2 separate regions of the Homo sapiens genome follow, and region 1 is linked to region 2. Evidence: chromatin loops called from intact Hi-C (ENCODE). Cell type or tissue: breast epithelium. All regions are shown on one strand. Each heading gives the region's core, and the rest is flanking DNA. Links, peaks and the distances in the headings are about the cores only.

Region 1 (10,358 bases), core at 3,398-8,397, 70 kb after region 2:
TTATGAAGTCAGTATTAGTGGACAGATACATTGTTATTAATGTTTCAATATTATAAATAACACTGAAATGAATATCCTCATAGCTAAATTTTTGTGAATATCATGATTGCTTCCTGAAAATAAATTCCTAGAGGTGGAACTTCTGGATTAAAAGTTGCATGGAATATTAAGAGTTTTGTTATATATAGTAAAATTGACCCCTTGAAAGGTGGTACCAATTTGGTTTCACACCAGAAACATATAAGAATGCCTATTTTCTCCATCCATTGCCTATAGTTGGTAGTATTTCTCTTAAAATCTCTGCCAAGTTAGTAACCTCTGCACAAAAATGGTACCTCATTTTACTTCATATTTATGTATTGAGTTATCTACCATGCACATATTTTTCATTAATTTGTGCTAGATTCAGTTGGTTACTGTTTTATTTAGGAATCCTGCATCTATATTCTGAAATTGGTTCTTCTGGTACTCTTATGTGCTCAGGGTTTTTTCTAGTTTTATACAATAAATTTTAAACACAGAAGTTTGAAGATGGAAAACCTGGGTTCGAGTCTGAATTCCACAATACGATGTGGAAGCTTGGGCAATTCAATCTTCCTTACCCTGAAGAAGAATAACGCAATGGCAAGTGAGCCACTAAACCCCCGCAGAACCTGGAAAGGCTCGGCCCTGGGAGGTTCAATGTGGAAAGGTGAGCCATAGAGCAACAATCAAGGGGGTGCCTAACAGTGTGTCATAGAGGATCAACCACCAAATCCCCTCCTACCCCACACACACAGGTGAAAAAACTGTTGTGTATACTCACCGTGGTCGTGGTTACATGAATCTATACAGGTGTTAAAATGTGTAGAACTGTATACCAAAAAGCTAATTTTACTGTATGATAATTTTAAAATAAAAAAATTTGAAGGCCAGGTGCGGTGGCTCACGCCTGTAATCCCAGCACTTTGGGAAGCCAAGGCAGGTGGATCACGAGGTCAGGAGATCGAGACCATCCTGGCCAACACGGTGAAATCCCATCTGTACTAAAAATACAAAAAATTAGCTGGGCGTGGTGGTGGGCACCTGTAGTCCCAGCTACCTGGGAGGCTGAGGCAGGAGAATGGCGTGAACCCGGGAGGCGGAGCTTGCAGTGAGCTGAGATTGTGCCACTGCACTCCAGCGTGAGACTCCAGCTCAAAAAAAAAAAAAAAAAAAAATTTAAGAGACATAAAAGGATACCAAAGGAAGGCTAGGGAACTGTTAGATTTTAATAGAGACAAGAGACCAAATACAGTATGTGGCCCTGGATTTGAACCTGGATTCAAGGCACCTAATTTGATTGACTGATTGATTGATTGATTGATGGATTGATACAGAGTCGCTCTGTCGCCCAGGATGGAGTGCAAATGGCGCACTCTCTGCTCACTGCAACCTCCGCCTCCCGGGTTCAAGCGATTCTCCTGCCTCAGCCTCACGAGTAGCTGGGACTACAAGTGCACGCCAACACGACCGGCTAATTTTTGTATTTTTAGTACAGATGGGGTTTCACTATGTTGACCAGGCTGGATGCAAACTCCTGGCCCTCAAGTGATCCACCTGCCTGGGCCTCCCAAAGGGCTGGGATCACAGGTGTGAGCCACCACACCTGGCCCAAAGTAACTAATTTTAAAAAGACATTTTTAAACATAAGTGAAAATATAAATGCATAATAACTATTAAATAATATCATGGTATTATATATTATGATATGATAAATGATATGGTAGTTATGTATGAAGGCTATGTATTTTTAAAGTCCTTATCAGTTAGAGACATATACTAAAATATTCAAAGGTGAAATGACATGATGTCTGGGATTTGCTTTTAAATACTCCAGAATATATATATATATAGTAAATATATGGTGTGTAACAGAATAAGAGTGGGATTTTTGTCTCTTTGTTTACTGCTGTGTCTTCAATTTCTAGAAGTTTGGGAGTTTGTGGTAGATACTTAGCAAATATTAGTTGAATGAATTAGTTGAATGAACTCCTCTTATTGCCTGTCTCACAAACTGTGACGGTACATACCTCTACGGATGTCTCTATCTCTTAGCTCAACTATCACTCCTGACTTCTCCCATGTACAGTACTGCAACTGCGCATTGATGAATCCATGTCTAAAATCCTGCTCAGATAGAAAGAAAAGTCTTCGCTGGTAAAGTTCAATAAGCAGAGTCATCACGAGTTTTCCATTTTCTTTTATAGTTTTCACTGTACATATGAGCCCATGGTAATCTGGCCCCTGACTAACTTTCCAATTACATACTCCCACTGTCTCCTTCCATGAAACCTACATCCAAGTCCCACAAAAAACTTAACTGTCCATCACAAGCACCTTGATATATTAAATTTCTCTGCCTTTGTACCTGGAGTTCCCTCTGTTTAGGATGCGATTTTCTCTTCATACATCTAGTAGTGAGTTCTGTTCATTCTTCAAAATTCAGTCCAGGAGTGAAATCAGTAACATGGCAGAATAGGATGTTCCAGCTCTCATCCCCCCATAGAAACACCAGTTAAGGCAGGCAGTGACAGATGAGAATCATTATGTGGGAGGCCTGGAGTCTGGCTGAGGTTCCAGCACCCCACTGGAGCAAATCAACCCAAGAGTGGAAGCATCGAAAAGGGTAAGAAGTGCAGTTCCACTTTACCTGCATCAGCCCTCCCCCAAGGAGGCACAGCTTGTGCTGAGAGAAGCTCCTTTGGCTTTCAATCTCTCCACAGGGGAAGGTAAAAGCATAGTCAACACCTGGCTTCCCCAGACTTGAATAACATTGCCCAGGAGGCTCACTTCTGTCTCCCTGCCCAGAATACAGATGATCAGCATGAAGAACACTGAATACAGAATACAGATGATGAGCATGAAGAACACTGAATACAGAATACAGATGATCAGCAAGAAGAACATTGCCCGGGAGGCTCACTTCTGTCTCCCTGCCCAGAATACAGATGATCAGCATGACTGATCATCTAGGAACAGGGAGAAGGGAATGGACTGCACAGCAACCAGCATGTGGTTTCAACAACCAACCACAGATTCTGCCACTTAGCTCACAGACTCCAGCAGGAGACTTGCCCACAAATCCCACCAGATGACTCACGTGAGGACCCTCCACCCAACGAGTCTATGCAACCTGCATGCCCCACCCCACCATGTATGGGGCCCAACACACCACTGTGCATGGCCCACATTAAATGCTGCAGAGAGAACATGAACATTAACAACAGGCATGGATCTTAGCAGCTGGCTCAACTCTGCTGGACTTATGGGAAAACATCAAGCAAACTAATATAAATATTATAGAAATCCCAAAAGGACCAGAGAAAGAGAAAGGGAAAGAAAGCTTATTGAAGGACATGAACAGACACTTCTCAAAAGAAGATATTTATGCAGCCAAAAAACACATGAAAAAATGCTCACCATCACTGGCCATCAGAGAAATGCAAATCAAAACCACAATGAGATACCATCTCACATCAGTTAGAATGGCAATCATTAAAAAGTCAGGAAACAACAGGTGCTGGAGAGGATGTGGAGAAATAGGAACACTTTTACACTGTTGGTGGGACTGTAAACTATTTCAACCACTGTGGAAGTCAGTGTGGCGATTCCTCAGGGATCTAGAACTAGAAATACCATTTGACCCAGCCATCCCATTACTGGGTATATACCCAAAGGACTATAAATCATGCTGCTATGAAGACACATGCACACGTATGTTTATGGCGGCACTATTCACAATAGCAAAGACTTGGAACCAACCCAAATGTCCAACAATGATAGACTGGATTAAGAAAATGGCACATATACACCACGGAATACTATGCAGCCATAAAAAATGATGAGTTCATGTCCTTTGTAGGGACATGGATGAAATTGGAAATCATCATTCTCAGTAAACTATCGCAAGAACAAAAAACCAAACACCGCATATTCTCACTCATAGGTGGGAATTGAACAATGAGAACACATGGACACAGGAAGGGGAACATCACACTCTGGGGACTGTTGTGGGTTGGGGGGAGGGGGGAGGGATAGCATTGGGAGATATACCTAATGCTAGATGACGAGTTAGTGGGTGCAGCGCACCAGCATGGCACATGTATACATATGTAACTAACCCGCACATTGTGCACATGTACCCTAAAACTTAAAGTATAATAATAATAAATAAATAAATAAATAAATAAATAAAATATAATGACAGAAAACTTTCCAAATCTGTAAAGAGAAAAAAAAAACACTCAGATCCATTAAGCCCAAAGAATTCCATATACATTGAGAATAAAGAGGTCTTCACCAAGACACATTATAATCAAATAGTCAAAAATCAAAGACAAAGAAAGAATTTTCTTCCTTTTGTTTTGTTTTAATTATTTTTTATCTCCTCAAATTCCTTTTACCAGAGAATTTTTAAAGCAGCAAAAGAAAAACAACTCAACACATACAAAGAAACCTCCACAAGATTATCAGTGGGTTTCTCACCAAAAACCCTGCAGACCAAGATAGAGTGGAATGATATACTCAAAGTGCTGGAAGAAAAAAAACTGCCAACCAAAAACATACTCAGCAAAGCCATCTTTCAAAAAGGAAAGAAAGATAAAGACCTTCCCAGACAAACCAAAACTGAGGAAGTTCATCACCCCTGGACTTGCCTTACAAGAAATATGAAAGGGAGACCTTCAAGTTGAAATGAAAGGAATATGTATCAGCAACATGAAAACATACACTCACTGATAAAGGTAAGTATATAGTCAAACTCACAATTCTCTAATACCATGATGATGGTATATAGTTCGATACACAATATAAAAAGCTGTAAATTGTGATATAAATAATATAAAATGTGGGGGGAGGAGTAAAAGTATATAGTCTTTGTATGTAATAAAAATTAAGTTGTTATCAGCTTAAAATAGACTATTACAACTACAAGATGTTTTATGTAAGCCTCGTGGTAATCACAAAAAAAATCCTGTAGTAGATACACAAAAGATAAAAAGAAAAGAATCAAAGCATACCACCACAAACAATAATAATAATAAAGCCACAAAGGAAGACAACGAGAGAGGAAGAAAGGAACTACAATTAACAAAATAGCAATAGTAAGTCCTTACCTATCAATTATTACTTTAAATGTATATAGACTAAATTCTCTCATTAAGAGGCATACAGTGGATAAACGGAATTTTTTTTTTTTTTTTTTTTGAGATGGAGTCTCGCTGTCTCACCCAGGCTGGAGTGCAGTGGCCTGATCTCAGCTCACTGCAACCTCCACCTCCCAGGTTCAAGCAATTCTCTGCCTCAGCCTCCCGAGTAGCTGGGATTACAGGCACCCACCACCATGCCCAGCTAATTTTTGTATTTTTAGTAGAGATGGGGTTTCACCATCTTGGCCAGGCTGGTGTTGAACTCCTGACCTGGTGATCCACCTGCCTTGGCCTCCCAAAGTGCTGGGATTACAGGCCTGAGCCACTGCACCGGGTCAATAAATGGACTTTTAAAAATAAGACCCAACTATATACTGTCTACAAGAGACTCACTTTAGATTTAAGGACACAAATAGCCTGAAAGTGAATGGATGAAAAACACATCCCATAAAAATGATAACCAAAGAGAGCAAAGGTGGCTATACTTACATGTGACAAAATAGACTTCAGGTCAAAAACTGTCATAAGAGACAAAGAAGGTCATTATATATACTAACAAAAGGGTCAATTCATCAGGAAGACATAAAACAGCAATACATAATAGAAGAAATCAATACCCCCACTCAACAATGGTTGGATCATCCAGACAGAAAATAAATAAGGAAACAGTGGAATTAAACACTAGATACCAAACAGATCCAATGAACATATACGTGACATTCTATCCAACAGAAGCAAAATACACATTCTTCTTAAGCCCACATGGAACATTCTCCAGGATAGATCACATGTTAAGCAACAAAATAAGTCTTAACAAATTTACGAAGATTGAAATCATATGAAATATCTTTTCCAATCACAATGAAATGAAACTAGGAATAATAGGAGGAAAATTGGAAAACTCACAAATATGCAGAAATTAAGCAACACACTCCTGAAAAACCAATGGGTCAAAGAAGAAATTAAAAGAAGAGACAAAAATATCTTGAGACAAACAAACAAACAAACAAAAACCAAAATGGGATGTATGGGATGCAGCAAAAGCAGTTATTGGAGGGAAGTTTATAGCAACAAATGATTACGTTAATAAAAGAAAAGTTCTCACATAAACAACCTAAAGTTACACCCCAAAGAAATACAAAAATAAGAACAAAGCCCAAAGTTAGCAAAAGGAATAATAAAATTTAGACCAGAAATAAATGAAATAGAGACTAGAAAAATAATAAAGAGAAATCAATGAAACAAAGAGTTGGGTTTTTGAAAAACACAAAATTGACAAACCTTTAGCTAAACTAAGAAAGAGATGAGATATAAATAAAATTATATATGAAGGATGAGTCATTCCAACTGATACCATGAAAATACAAAGGATCAGAAGAGGTTACTGTGAGCAATTATACACCAACAAATTGGGTAGCATAAAAAAATGGATAAATTCTCAGAACTTACAACCTACAAAAACTAAGTCAGGAGAAATACAAAATCTGAACAGAGCACTAACAAAGACTAGATGGCTTCACTGGTGAATTCTACAAACCTTTAAAAAGAATTAATGCCAATCTTTCTCAGTTTTTTCCAAAAATTAAAGAGGAGGGAACACTTCTAAACTGTTTCTACAAGACCAGCATTACCCTGATCCCAAAGCCAGATAAGAACACTACAAGAAAAGAAAAATACGAGACAATATCCCTGATAAACACAAATGCAAGAATCCTCAACAAAATACTAGCAAACAAAATTCAACAATCCATTAAAAGAATAATACACCATGATCAAGTTAGATTTATTCCTGGGATGCGAAAATGGTTCAAAATACACAAATCAATAAATGTGATCCATATTACAGTAACAGAATGAAGGATAAAAATGATCATCTCAATAGATACAGAAAAGCATCTGACAAAACTTAGCATCTTTTCATGATAAAATCTTTTTACAAATTAAGTACTGAACAATGTAACTCAACATAAGAAGGCCATACATGACAAGCCCACAGCTAGCATCATACTCAACAGTGAAAGTCAAGTTTTCCTCTAAGACCAGGAACAAGACAAGGATATCCATTCTCACCACTTCTATTCAACATAGTACTAGAAGGCCTAGCCAGAGCAATTAGGCAAGAAAAAGAATGAAATGGCATCCAAATAGAAAAGGAAGAAGTTAAATTGTCTCATTTGCTAACATGATCTTATATGTAGAAAACCCTAAAGATTCCACCAAAAAAACTGCTAAAACTAATAAATGAATTCAGTAAAGTTGCAGGATACAAAAACCAACCTACAGTATCAGTAGCATTTCTATACCCTGACAACGAACTATCCAAAAAAGAAATTAAGATAACAATTCCATCTACAATAACATCAGGAAGAATAAAATACTTAGGAATACACTTAAATAAGGAGGTGAAAGACCTATACACTGAAAACTATAAAACATTAATGAAATATATTGGAAAGTCACAAATAAATGGAAAGATATCTGCAGGACAGTTATTTAGGGAGGAGGTAGACTTGCACTGACTTAGTTCTTCCCCTTTCTTGCTTGTAGTTCCCAAGAATAACTATAAAATGTGCTGGGAATTCGCCATCCTGAGATAAGGAGTTGGCCAGAATAGCCCAGGCTCTATTCCAGTCTCCCCTAGAAATAAGATGTCCTTCAGTGATTTAGCCCAGTATGTCACATACCCCAGGGTATTAAAAAAAAGCCAGCCAGGTGCAGTGGCTCATACCTGTAATCCCAGCACTTTGGGAGGCCAGGAGTTTGAGACCAGCCTGGGCAACAGGGCGAAACCCCATCTTTACTAAAAATACAAAAATTAACCAGGCCTGATGGCACACTCATGTAGTCCCAGCTATACAGGAGGCTGAGGCAGGAGAATCCCTTGAACCCAGGAGGCGGAGGTTGCACTGAGCCAAGATCATGCCACTGCACTCCAGTCTGGGCAACAGAGTGAGACTCTGTCTCCAAAAAAAAAAAAAAAAAAAAGCCAGGGCAGGCTGCTTTTTTTGAGGAGGTCCCTCAGCTGCAATGCAGGTGGAGCATGCACATATGACACTCCATCCACCACAAGCAGTTTTCCAGAGACTCCGGGAATGCTTGCAATGAACACTGGGTTTCTGTTGTCCCTTGCTGCCTATCTGTAGGTAATAAATCCACTATATTTAATTTGCTGCGTATAAGTGTGTTCAGTCTTACTGGACTCAGGGAAGTTGGTAATCAGTGCACAGTAAACCTATTCCACAAAATCCCATGTCCATGAATAGGAAAAATCAATATTATCAAAATGTCTCTACTACCCAAAGTGATCTAAAGATTCGCTGCAACCCCTTTCAAAATTCCAATGGCATTTTTCACTGAAATAGAAAAAAGAAATCCTAAAACTTGTATTGAGCTACAAAAGACTTCTAATATCTAAAGAAATTGTGAGCAAAAACAAAAGAGCTGAACATAAACATTAAAAAAATGAAATTAGACCTTATTTATAACATACACAAAAGTCAACTCAAAATGGATTAAAGACTTAAATGTAAGACCTGAAATCATAAAAATGTTAGAAGAAAACATACAGGAAAGCTCTATGACATTGGTTTTGACAATAATTTGGGGGGTCCATCAAAATCCATATCCATTTTTGGATATGGTACCAAAAGCACAAGCAACAACAGCAAAAATAAATAGAATTATATCAAACTAAAAAGTTTCTACACAGCAAAGAAAACAATCAACAAAATGAAAAGGCAACCACAGAATGGGAGAAAACATTTGCATACCATGTATCTGATAAGGGGTTAATATTCCAAATGTATAAGGAACTCATACAACTCAACAGCAAAAAAAAAAAAAAAAACCTGATGTTTAAAGTGGGCAAAATACCTGAATAAACATTTTTCCAAAGGAGACATACAAATGCCCAACAGGTATATAAAAAGGTGTTGAACATCAGTCATCATCAAGGAAATGCAAATCAAAATCACAGTGAGACATAATCTCATACCTGTTAGCATGAGTATTATCAAAAATTCAAAAATAACAAATGTCGGTCAGGCGCGGTGGCTCACGCCTGTAATCCCAGCACTTTGGGAAGACGAGGTGGGCAGATTACCTGAGGTCAGGAGTTCGAGACCAGCCTGGCCAACATGGTGAAACCCCGTCTCTAGTAAAAACACAAAAATTAGCTGGGCATGGTGGCGGGTGCCTGTAGTCCCAGCTACTCAGGAAGCCGAGGCAGGAGAATCGCTTGAACCCAGGAGGCAGAGGTTGCAGTGAGCTGAGATCATGCCATTGTACTCCAGCCTGGGCAACAGAGTGAGACTCTGTCTCAAAAAAAAAAAAAAAAAAAAAAAAAAAAAAACAAGGGATGCAGGGAGGGGAAAATGAGGAAGTGGTAATTACAGAGTACGAAGCTTCAATTATGCAAGATAAATAAGTTCTGGAAATCTATTATATGGCATACCGCCTGTAGCTAACGATGCTGTATTTTGTACTTAAAATTGCTAAAAGAGTAGATTTTATGGTAAGTGTTCTTGCCAAAAAAAAAAAAGAGCCACACATCATCATCATCATCATCATCATTATCACAGAAGGGGACAGGAGGAAACTTTGGGAGATGACGATGGGTTTGATGGTAGTGTTGGTTTCACAGGCATATATTTAACTGCAAATTCATTGATATGTGATAATTAAATAGGAATAGCTTTTCATATCAATCATACCTGAATAAAAGTAGTCTAAAGACTTCAGTATTAACTTCTCATTGAAAACTCCCCTGACTCTTCCAATCTCTGTGCTCCTAGGCTTCAGTCAGGATTCTTTTTTTTTTTTTTTTTTTTTTTTTTTTTGAGATAGAGTTTTGCTCTTGTTGCCCAGGCTGGAGTGCAATGGAGCAATCTCAGCTCACCACAACCTCCGCCTCCCAGGTTCAAGTGATTCTCCTGCCTCAGCCTCCCGAGTAGCTGGGATTACAGGCGCCCACTACCACGCCCGGCTAATTTTGTATTTTTAGTACAGACGGGGTTTCTCCATGTTGGTCAGGCTGGTCTCAAACTCCCGACCTCAGGTGATCCACCCGCCTCGGCCTCCCAAAGTGCTGGGATTACAGGCATGAGCCACCGCACCTGGCCATGCCAGTCAGGATTCTTACACATTTTATTTGTGTTTTCACTGCAAGGCTTCTTTTCCCAGTAGACAGTG
Region 2 (10,358 bases), core at 2,445-7,444:
TTTGGCTCCTCTCTCTTTTTTTTCTTATTCTGTCTAAAGATTTGTCAATTTTGTTTATCTTTTCAAAGACCAACTTTTTGTTTCATTGATCTTTTGTGCTACTTTATTTCAAAATCTTTAATTCTGCTCTGATTTTTATTATCTTTTCTTCTACTAATTCTGGGTTTGGTTTGCTCTTGCTTTTCTAGTTCTTTAAGATGCATTGTTAGGTAATTTGTTTGAAGTTTTTTTTTCTTTTTCGATGTAGATGCTTTTAGTTATAAACTTCCCTCTTAGTACTTCTTTTGTTGTATCCCATAGGTTTTGGCATGTTGTGTTTCCATTAACATTTGTTTCAGAAAACTTTTCAATTTCCCCCTTAACCTCTTCATTGACCCACTGGTCATTCAGGAGCATATTAATTTCCATGTATTTGTATAGTTTCTAAAATTTCTCCTTTTATTGATTTCTACTTTTATTTCATTGTAGTCAGAGAAGATGCTTGATATTATTTCAATTTTTTGAATGTTTTAACACTTGCTTTGTGACCTAACATATGATCTATCCTTGAGAATAATTCATGTGCTGAGGAAAAGAATGTGTATTCTGCAGCTGTTGGATGAAATGTTCTGTAAATATTTATGAGGTCCATTTGGTCTATAGTGCACATTAGGTGTGATATTTCTTTATTGATTCTCTGTCTGGAAGATCTCTCCAGTGCCAAAAGTGGGGTGTTGGCGTCTCCAGCTATTATTGGTCTGTCTCTTTAGCTCTGGTAATCTTTCCTTTATATATCTGCGTGTTCCAGTGTTGGATGCATATACATTTGTAATTGTTATCCTCTTGCTGAGTCGATCCCCTTATCATTATATAATGACCTTCTTTGTCTCTTCTTATAGTTTTTGTCTTGAAATCTATTTTGTCTGATGTAAGTGTAGCTACTTCTGCTCCTTTTTAGTTTCCATTGGTATGGAATATCTTTTTACATCATTTTTAGTCTGTATGTGTCTTCCATAAATGAAGTGTGTTTCTTCTAAGCGACAGATCACTGAATCTTCATTTTATGTCTTTTGATTGGAGAGTTTAGTACATTTACATCCAATGTTATTACTGATAAGTAATATTCATGCCATTTTATTATTTGTTTTCTGATTGTTTTGTGGTCTTCTCTTCGTCCTTTCTTCTTGTCTTCCTTTTAGTAAAGGTGATTTTCTCTGGTGGTATGATTTAATTTCTTGCTTTTTACTTTTGTGTCTATTTGTTGTATGTTTGTGATTTGAGTTACCATGAGATTTTCCAGCACTATTTTATAAGCCATTATTTTAAGCTTATCACTGTTATCACAACCTAATAGTGCTTGCATAAACAAGCAAAAAGAAAACTAATAATAACTCTATGCCTTAACTTCATCCCCCACATTTTAACTTTTTGTTGTTTCTATTTATATCTTAATGTACTATGCATCCCTTGAAAATTTCTTTTAGTTATTATTTTCAATTGGTTGATCTTTTGGTCTATTTAGTATAAGACTAGTTTACAAGGCTGGGCGCGGTGGCTCACGCCTGTAATCCCAGCACTTTGGGAAGCCGAGGTGGGTGGATCACGAGGTCAAGAGATCAAGACCATCCTGCCAAGAGATCAAGACCATCCTGGCCAACATGGTGAAACCCCGTCTCTACTAAAAATACAAAAATTAGCTGGGCGTGGTGGCGCATGCCTGTAGTCCCAGCTACTTGGGAGGCTGAGGCAGGAGAATCACTTGAACCTGGAAAAAAAAAAAAAAAAGAGTAGTTTACAAATCACAGTTACAGTGTTTTCATATTCTGTGTTTTTCTGTGTACTTACTATTACCAATGAGTTTTGGACCTTCAGATGATTTCTTATTGCTCATTAATGTCCTTTTCTTTCAAATTGAAGAACTCGTTAGCATTTCTTGTAGATCAGGTCTTGTGTTGATGAAATCATTCAGCTTTTGTCTGTCTGGGGAAGTCTTTATTTCTTCTTCACATTTGAAGGATATTTTCACGATATGTATTATTCTAGAGTAAATGTTTTCTTTTCCTTCAGCACTTTACATATGTCATGCCGCTCTCTCCTGGCCTGTAAGGTTTCCATTGAAAAGTCTGCTGTGAGACCTATTGGAGCTCCATTTTATGTTATTTGCTTCTTTTCTCTTGCTGCTGTTGGAATCTTTCCTTTATGCTTGACCCTTGGTAGTTTGATTATTAAAAGCCTTGAGGTAGTTTTCTTTGGGTTAAATCTGCTTGGTGTTCTATAACCTTCTTGTATTAGGATTTTGATATCTTTCTCTAGGTTTGGGAAGTTTACTGTTATTATCCCTTTAAACTTTTTACTCCTATCTCTTTCTCTACCTCCTCTTTAAGGCCAATAACTCTTAGATTTGCCCCTTTGGGGCTGTTTTCTAGATCTCATAGATGTGCTTCATTCTTTTTTATTATTTTTTCTTTTGTCCCTTCTGATTGTGTATTTTCATTTTTTATTTCTTTATTTTTTTATTTGACTATTTTCAAATAGCCTGTCTTCAAGCTAATTCTTTCTTCTGCTTAGTCTATTCTTCCGTTAAGAGACTCTGATGCACTCTTCAGTATATCAATTACATTTTTCACCCTGAGAATTTCTTGATTCTTTTAAATTATTTCAATCCCTTTGTTAAATGTATCTGATAGGATTCTGAATTCCTTCTCTGTGTTATCTTGAATTTGAGTTTCCTCAACACAGCTACTTGGTCTCTTTAAATCTATTTTCTATCTTTATGCTTTCTTCTTTCTTCCCTGGAAGGATACTATTATGAGCTTTCATACCCTTCGGCTAGTTACTTCTCTCTTTCCTCTTTCCTTTGGGCCCAGGGATGGTGCCAGCTACACTGCTGCCAGCCTCAGGCTCCTGCACTATCCCTTTTTGGTTCCATCACACCCTATCCACCATAAGTTGTTCCTTTGTAAATAAACCCTCCTCTAATTATTCTAATTTAAGTGTTCCAACTGTTTTATATTGAGTCCTTGACTGATATGGGAAAATTGGCAGAATATGAATCTCCTAGTACCATCACTGAGGTGTAGAATACTGAAAGTTATTATGGAAGAGTTCTGAGATCTTAGCAGTATAGAGCATTGCACAGTCTTATTCCTCCATTATGGAGAAGAAGGGGCTATTTGGCATGTATTTTCTGAATTTGGGAGCATATTTTAATATAGCAACTCATGTTTGCTACTGTTTGAATGAAGAAATTTCACTGAGCATTTTTTAATGAGACACTGGTCAAGAGTGCCAAGCCTGAAATAATCATAATGTATTGTGCCTTAGAAGAAGATGCAGGCCATTTTCAACTCATTTTACTTCTCTGCAGCCCTTAAAGGGTAAACAAGAGCATGTCAGGGATTCCTGTGGCTCCATATGAAGGGTCGTGGAGACTAGCAGAAGGGCAGAAACCATCAGACTGCAGTTTCTCCAGGCTAAACAATGGAACATCCAACCTGAAAATGACGTTGGGATAGTGTCCCGATGAAATACGGATTTCATTCTAGAAGGAGTTCTTTTGGTAGCAAAGATAGGCATGAAGCTGAACATTGCTCCAAGAAAACCAAACATTGCTTATAAGAACCATATAATGTTCACACAGGTAGCCAGTAGCAGATGGCAGAGATACATTTGACTACTTACTAAGTGGTTTCTTCATTCTCTCTTTGCTTCCTTCATAGGAGATGTATGAGAATATGAGACTCAAAGAGAGAGAAAAAAGGGAAAGTTCATTTTTAAAAAAAAAGATAAAAAGATAAGCCCTCTCCTTTACTGTAAGCCTCTAGGTTCAAAAACAGGTTTAGCTTGAGTTAGGACAGGTGGAGAGGAACATAGTTTAGGAAAGGAGGCTGGAGGCAAGGAGATGAGTCTAGAATGGACTTTGATATGGAAGCTATAAAAGAAGCAATCTTGAATATTGAAACAAGAGTATACTATTAAACAAGAATGATTGGAAAATTGTGGAGTTGGCCACGAAACTGTTAAGCAAACCGCTACTCAGGAGAAAGGAAGAGTTATTAGAAAAGGAACACAAGTTCATGTTTATACTTCAACTCTTGAGACTCACTGCAATTCCCTTCTGACAGGAATTTTTTTTTGTCTTATATATGGTAGAGTTAATTGTTCTAGAAGCCTACTTCAAGCTAACTTAAGCAACAAAGTGGGATTTATTGGAAAGCCGCTTGGGTGTCTCACAGAACCCAAGGAAGAGAATTGAGCTGGATTTCACAGGACCTGGAAAACCCTCAGAAACTCAATTGTTCTCTCTCTTTCTTCTCTCTCCAGTCAGAACCTTCAGGAAGGGGAGAGTGGCTCATGGGCTGAGTGGATAAACCACAAAATGGGTAATATACTATAGGTGAGTTTTAAGTGACAAATGAAGTCTAAGCTGTTATTGCACTGGTCGGTGACTGAAACTGAAAATGGGAATTAGAGGTTAAGTGGAGGGAATATGTTGCCAAAATGTTAGAAGGATCTTCTTCAAAGAGAAGTTGAGGCTCTAGAGGATAATGGTAGGGCACAGAGTGGAGGTGAAGCTTGTGAGGGGTGGGGGTCAATGGGGAGGATAGGAGAGCATTCCTGATTTTGAGGAGGAAGGATAGAGGGTTTTACTGGTGAATGACGTGAGTAAGTGTCATGACCGCTCGTATTCTCAGGATTCTTCAGTATTGGGAGATGTGACTGCAGTGGACAGGGCAGTGTCAGAGAGACTAGATTTTATAATAGAAGCTTTTAAATTACCTACCCATCACCAACTTATCAGGAGACTGACACTGTCCATCTCCTCCAAAAAAAAAAACTGACCTGCCCGGCACTTTGATGTCCACCAGTTGAGCTTTATGTTTATCAAGAATAGTTGTGTAAACTTCCAAAACTGTTTATGGCAGGCACAGTGGCTCACGCCTGTAATCCCAGCACTTTGGGAGGGTGATGTGGGTAGATGACTTGAGGTCAGGAGTTTGAGACCAGCCTGGCCAACGTGGTGAAACCCCATCTCTACTAAAAATACAAAAAAGAAATTAGCCAGGCGTGGTAGCGGGCGCCTGTAATCCCAGCTACTCAGGAGGCTGAGGCATGAGAATCGCTTGAACCCAGGAGGCGGAGGTGGCAGTGAGCCGAGATCATGCCACTGCACTCCAGCCTGGGTAACAGAGCAAGACTGTCTCAAAAGAAAAAAAAACTGTTTATATCAGTTATATTTGTTATTGTAATGATGAAATTTATAGACAAACTAATGAAATAGGAGTATAAACATACCAGTATTTTTTAAAAATAAGTTGAATATTTTATGACTACATAAACAATAATCTTTTAAAAGTCACTGTCAATTTGATGACTAGGAGTCAGCCATACAACTATAAAAGGTTTTGAGAAAACTGTAAAGATCTAAATAGAGGCTGCATTTAGTTTTTTTCCCCACAAGAACCTTTAGGTTCTAGACATTTATTTCAAATAAATGTCAACTCATCTGGATGTAGCTTATGCAAGAAAGACCTAGAAGAGCTCTTATTATGGACCCCCATTCAATGAAAACACAATGGCCCTTTATTTCTCTTTCAACATGAGGAGGTGGAAGGGCTGTTCAAGCCCTTCTGTTCACGATAGCCCAGGAGGTCCAGGAGAGAGGCGAGCCGTGGGTGAGCAGGAGTGTCTGGGGAGTGTCAACTTTCCATTGAAAAATACCCCTATGATCAAGCCATTTCACTTCCGTGGCAATCTTATTTATGTATTCACCAAAATTGGGTGGGAGCTAGTGTTTAGCTGTCATCGTCCGTAGGCTGCTGTGTTTGGCTCATGGCAGGGTGTGAAACTGGCATCAGGGAGTGTTTGCCAAGTGAATAAGGGTGAGGCTGCCCTTTCCAGAGCCGCCGGGAGAAACTCTGGATACAGAGACCCTAGCCTGGCGCCAGTCCCAGCGTTCCTCCTAGTCGGGGAGGAATCTGTGGGTGGGAGGTGGGGAGCCTGAAACCCAAATACAACAGCCACTCTGGGCTGGGCGTGGTTCCCTGGGAGCTGGGTCTCAGATCCTTTTAAAGCTGATTTCTCCCCGGATCTCCGGGCAAGATGGGCAAGTACACGGTCCGCGTAGCCACCGGGGATTTGCTCCTGGCGGGCTCTCCCAACCTGGTGCAGCTATGGCTGGTGGGCGAGCACGGGGAGGCAGACCTAGGGAAGCAGCTGCCACCGGTGTGGGGAAAGGTGAGCGCGGACTGCGGTGAGAGCTGGGGCCCTGGGACTCAGAGGTGTCACTGGGGGCCGGGGCCATTCGGAGGGTGCTGCTGCCCCACCCATGAGAAACCTGGGAAGCGGGGTAGGGGCTGAGGTCGGGTGCACTTGGTGCGCCTGATAGGAAAAGCGAGAGGAACAGGAGAGATGAGAGGCATTTTCCTGCCCGAGCGGAAGGACAGAGACGCCCGCTGGGGTGGGCACGGCAGGCCCGGGGGGAGGCTGGCGCCCCGCAGTACCAGCTGCTCCTCCTCACCTCCACCTCTCCCCGGCTGTGCTGTGGAGGGGAAACGGAGCCAGGATTCTCTGAAGGTTCACCGACCCCGCCGTCCTCCCTGAAGACCCCAAAACCTGAGCTGTGTACTGTCGCGCAGGAGGCAGAGTTTGAGATCGACGTCCCCCTGCACCTGGGGCGCCTCCTGATGGTGAAGCTGCGCAAACACAACGTGCTGTTGAGTCTCGACTGGTTCTGCAAGTGGATCTCAGTGCAGGGCCCGGGGACCCAAGGCGAGGCCTTTTTCCCCTGCTACCGCTGGGTGCAGGGCCACGGAATTATCTGCCTGCCTGAGGGTACTGGTGAGCTCGGTGGAGAAGGGGCACAGCCCCTGGCAGGCTGGAGGAAGAAGCGGGTGGGGGGAGGCTACTGTAAAAGAGGGAAAATGAGAGATGAGGGAGATGGGGAGAAGTGAAGGGGGAGGGTGGCTGATGGGGAGACCCGAGCGCGGAGGGGTGACCAGGGAGGGCATGTGCTCTTGTCCCTCTCCCCCAGCCCGGACCGTGAGTGATGACCCCCAGAACCTGTTTAAGAAATATCGGGAACAGGAGCTCGAGGAAAGAAGGAAGGTGTACCGTTGAGCCCCAGGAAGTCTTTGATCCCCTACCAGATCCCAAGAAACCTGCCACCTGCCTCCTTACCCCTACCTGTGTGTTCTTCCTCCAGGTGGGGCTCCTGGAAAGATGGGTTAATCCTGCCTATAGCAGGGAATAGGCAACCGGACCTTCCTAGGGACGAGCGATTCCTCGAGGATAAGGATTTAGACTTTAATGTCTCCCTAGCAAAAGGGTGAGTACCAGGTAGAGGCTGGGCACTTGCTTCCTAGGGCACAAGGTGGGATGCTTCCTTGATCTTCTTGCACTCCATTCTTTCCACAGGTTGAAGGACTTGGCCATTAAGGGGACACTGGATTTCATAAATTGTGTGAAAAGGCTGGAAGATTTCAAAAAAATATTCCCACATGGAAAGACTGTCCTGGCTGGTCAGTTTTCACAACCTCCCAAAACCAATATACAGACTTCCAACCCAGGGATTTGAAAAAGGAGGGGGATGGAGGATTAGATCAGTGGGATTAGGAGTTCGGAGCTCAGAGCTCACAGGGTGCTCCCCAATTGATGTTCCTAGAGCGGGTTTATGATTCTTGGAAGAATGATGCCTTCTTTGGGTACCAGTTTCTCAATGGTGCAAACCCCATGCTCCTGAGGTGTTCTTCAAGGCTCCCAGCCTGCCTGGTGCTGCCTCCAGGGATGGAAGACTTGAAGACCCAGCTGGAGAAAGAACTCCAGGTGCTGCTGGGCTTTCTGCCCATCCACCATCCCAGCCATTACCCCCACCTCCCTTCTCCTCCCATCTCCAGCCCCTTCTCTCATCTCCTCCATCTACACCCAAGGTTTCTCAACGTTGGCACTATTAACATTCTGCACCACATAATTCTCTGTTGGCTGGCGGGGGGGGGGGGGGGGGGCTTTCCTGTGGATCGTAGGGTGTTTAGTAGCATTCCTGGCCTCTACCCATTGATGCCAGCAGCATCCCCCCGGTTGTGACAACCAAAAATGTGTCTAGATAGTGCTGAATGTCCTGGGGTTGGGGAGAGGAGGAATTGCCCCTGATTGAGAACATTGATCTACAACATCTCCTCCTGTATCTTCTTTTCTTTCTCCACATTCCTCTCTTCCTTCTTCATTGAACATATATCAGCCTTAGGGAAAAGCGCAAGCTTCTGGAGAGAAATAGCAAGAAAAACTAAACAAAGCCTTGGAGAGCTAAAAGCTGAATCTGTTTTTGGGGGGAGATGGGTAGCTAAAGGAAATATTTTTGCTACATTGGCTAAAGCTGGCAGAAGAGGGGATACGTGAAGAATGCAGTGGCCTTATGTGGTGGAAAACCAGAAACTTCGCTGCAGGGAGCTCCAAGTCTGAAGGAAGACATCAGTCATGAAAACTTTGCATTCAGTTTTTTGGTTCTGCAGAAAGTGATTGGTGTTTAAAGTAAAAAAGACTTGGGTGGGTAGAGGAAGGATCCACCCTGGAAAATGAGAGAAGGGCAGCTCCAGAAACAACTCCAACCCTGTTTTCTATTCCTGCCCCTGGCCCTGTAGGCTGGATCTCTGTTTGAAGTGGATTTCTCCTTGCTGGATGGAGTCAAGCCTAATGTCATCATTTTTAAGCAGCAATGCGTGGCAGCCCCTTTGGTCATGCTGAAGCTTCAGCCTGATGGAGGACTCTTACCCATGGTCATCCAGGTGAGAGGGCCCAGGTATTTTTCTACCAGACACTGATCTCCTTTAGGGACTTAGATACACAAGTTCTCAGCCCCCACTCTCTCTCCTGCTCTAGCTCCAGCCACCTTGACACGGATGTCCCCCACCTCTGCTCTTTCTGCCCTCGCATCCCCCCATGGCCTGGCTCCTGGCCAAGACCTGGGTCCGGAGCTCTGATTTCCAGCTGCAGCAGTTACAGTCACATCTGCTGAGGGGACACTTGATTGCTGAGGTTATTGCTGTGGCTACAATGAGAAGCTTGCCTAGCCTCCATCCTATCTACAAGGTACTTCAGCATCTCTGTCATTCTGTATCTGACTGTCCTTCATATTTCAGACTCCTACAAAGAGTCTAACCTTGTACATTTCAGTCTAGCAGCAATCAATTTATATGTGGAGACACATACACAGATACATACACACACGCGTACACATACACAGTAATATGGAAACACCCAGGACACACACTTACTATGAGTTGGGGGGAGAAGTGAGAATAGGTTTTGCAAAGGAGTTGAAATTTTGGCTGAGGAGGTTTCCAGGTGGGCAAGTGAGGGGTGGAACATTACAGCCACAAAGATCTAAAGAGGCGAGGAAAGAAGGGAACATGGATAATGGCTGAGATTGGGTGAGATTAAAGTGTAGGGCATGAGTTGGGATGAGGAGGAAGAAGAAGTGGGAGGAGATGAGAGAAGAAGCCATGTTACTTAGCGGGGAGAAGAATCAAGAGTTATTTTCTGACCATGTGGGGCTTCCAATGCCTATAAAGACCCATTTGCACATGTCAGGAGGGCAACTGGATATGTGAGTCTGGAGTTCCTAGAAGAGGTGTAGGTTGAAAATACAGATTTTAGAGTCATTAGAAAACAAAAGTATCAAAGTCATTGTACTGGATGAAGTTCTCTAGGGTTTGTAGAGAATTTGACCGAGATATAACTCTAGGGTGAACCAACATTTACAGACTGAGAGAAGGGAGCAGAGTGAGAAAAGAAACAAGAGAAGGAACCTCATTGAGGTAGGAGGAAAATCAAAAAGTGCAATCCATGGCAGCCAGGAAAAGAAAGCGTTTCAAGAGGGACGCGTGATTATCTGTCTCAAGTGCTGCTGAGAGATCAAGAAAGTTACAGAGAAGTGACATTTGGATTTCTCAATATGGAAGTCATTGGTTAATAAATGGACATGCGCCATCTCAGGGAAGTGGAGGAAGCCTGATTCATGGGGGTGAGCAGCAAATGTGAGGTGGGTAAGCAAAGACAACACTGAGTGAAGATTTGCTGTGAAAGGGAAAGCAAGAAACAGGGAGATGGCAAGACAAGGATGTGGGGGTCAAGCACAGGTTTTCTTTAGGGTATCCAATATTGCACATGTTTGTATGACAGAGAGAGGAGAAGGAATATAATTATAGGAGGGTGAAGGCAAAAAGGGATGGGCTCATATGTGGGTACCTGCGAGGATATGGGATTTTTAGAATTCTTCCAAGGACATGAAACTGTGGAAATAAGTGAACTCCTAAAACTTTCACCACGGGATGCTCTGAGAAGACATTTTCCCATCTCTATATTCCCAAATGTTACCCTGACCC

Evidence for each region. Hi-C counts contacts between places; a loop is a spot of excess contacts. Peaks named below come from ENCODE experiments on the same cell type or tissue, not always from the same donor. Only the 100,000 strongest peaks of a DNase experiment are listed, where the experiment ranks them.
Region 1: a loop joins it to region 2, with 8 times the contacts of the local background. A loop is called at or near these places in 1 of 110 quality-filtered maps.

What each region holds. Positions count from the first base shown.
Region 1 is chr17:6,956,814-6,967,171 of GRCh38, forward strand. No RefSeq gene overlaps it. Among named protein-coding and RNA genes, the nearest start is that of ALOX12, 34 kb to the right of the region's middle. In breast epithelium, for the core only: no CTCF peak of the experiment used is centred there; no DNase peak of the experiment used is centred there.
Region 2 is chr17:6,887,701-6,898,058 of GRCh38, forward strand. It overlaps LOC124903908 (a long non-coding RNA gene), which reads right to left and starts at 7,246. Exons shown (of 2, transcript XR_007065597.1): 1 at 7,165-7,246; 2 at 5,540-6,856. It also overlaps the pseudogene ALOX12P2. RefSeq lists enhancers at 5,980-6,481, 6,482-6,981. In breast epithelium, for the core only: no CTCF peak of the experiment used is centred there; no DNase peak of the experiment used is centred there; H3K4me3 peaks cover 1,247 bases.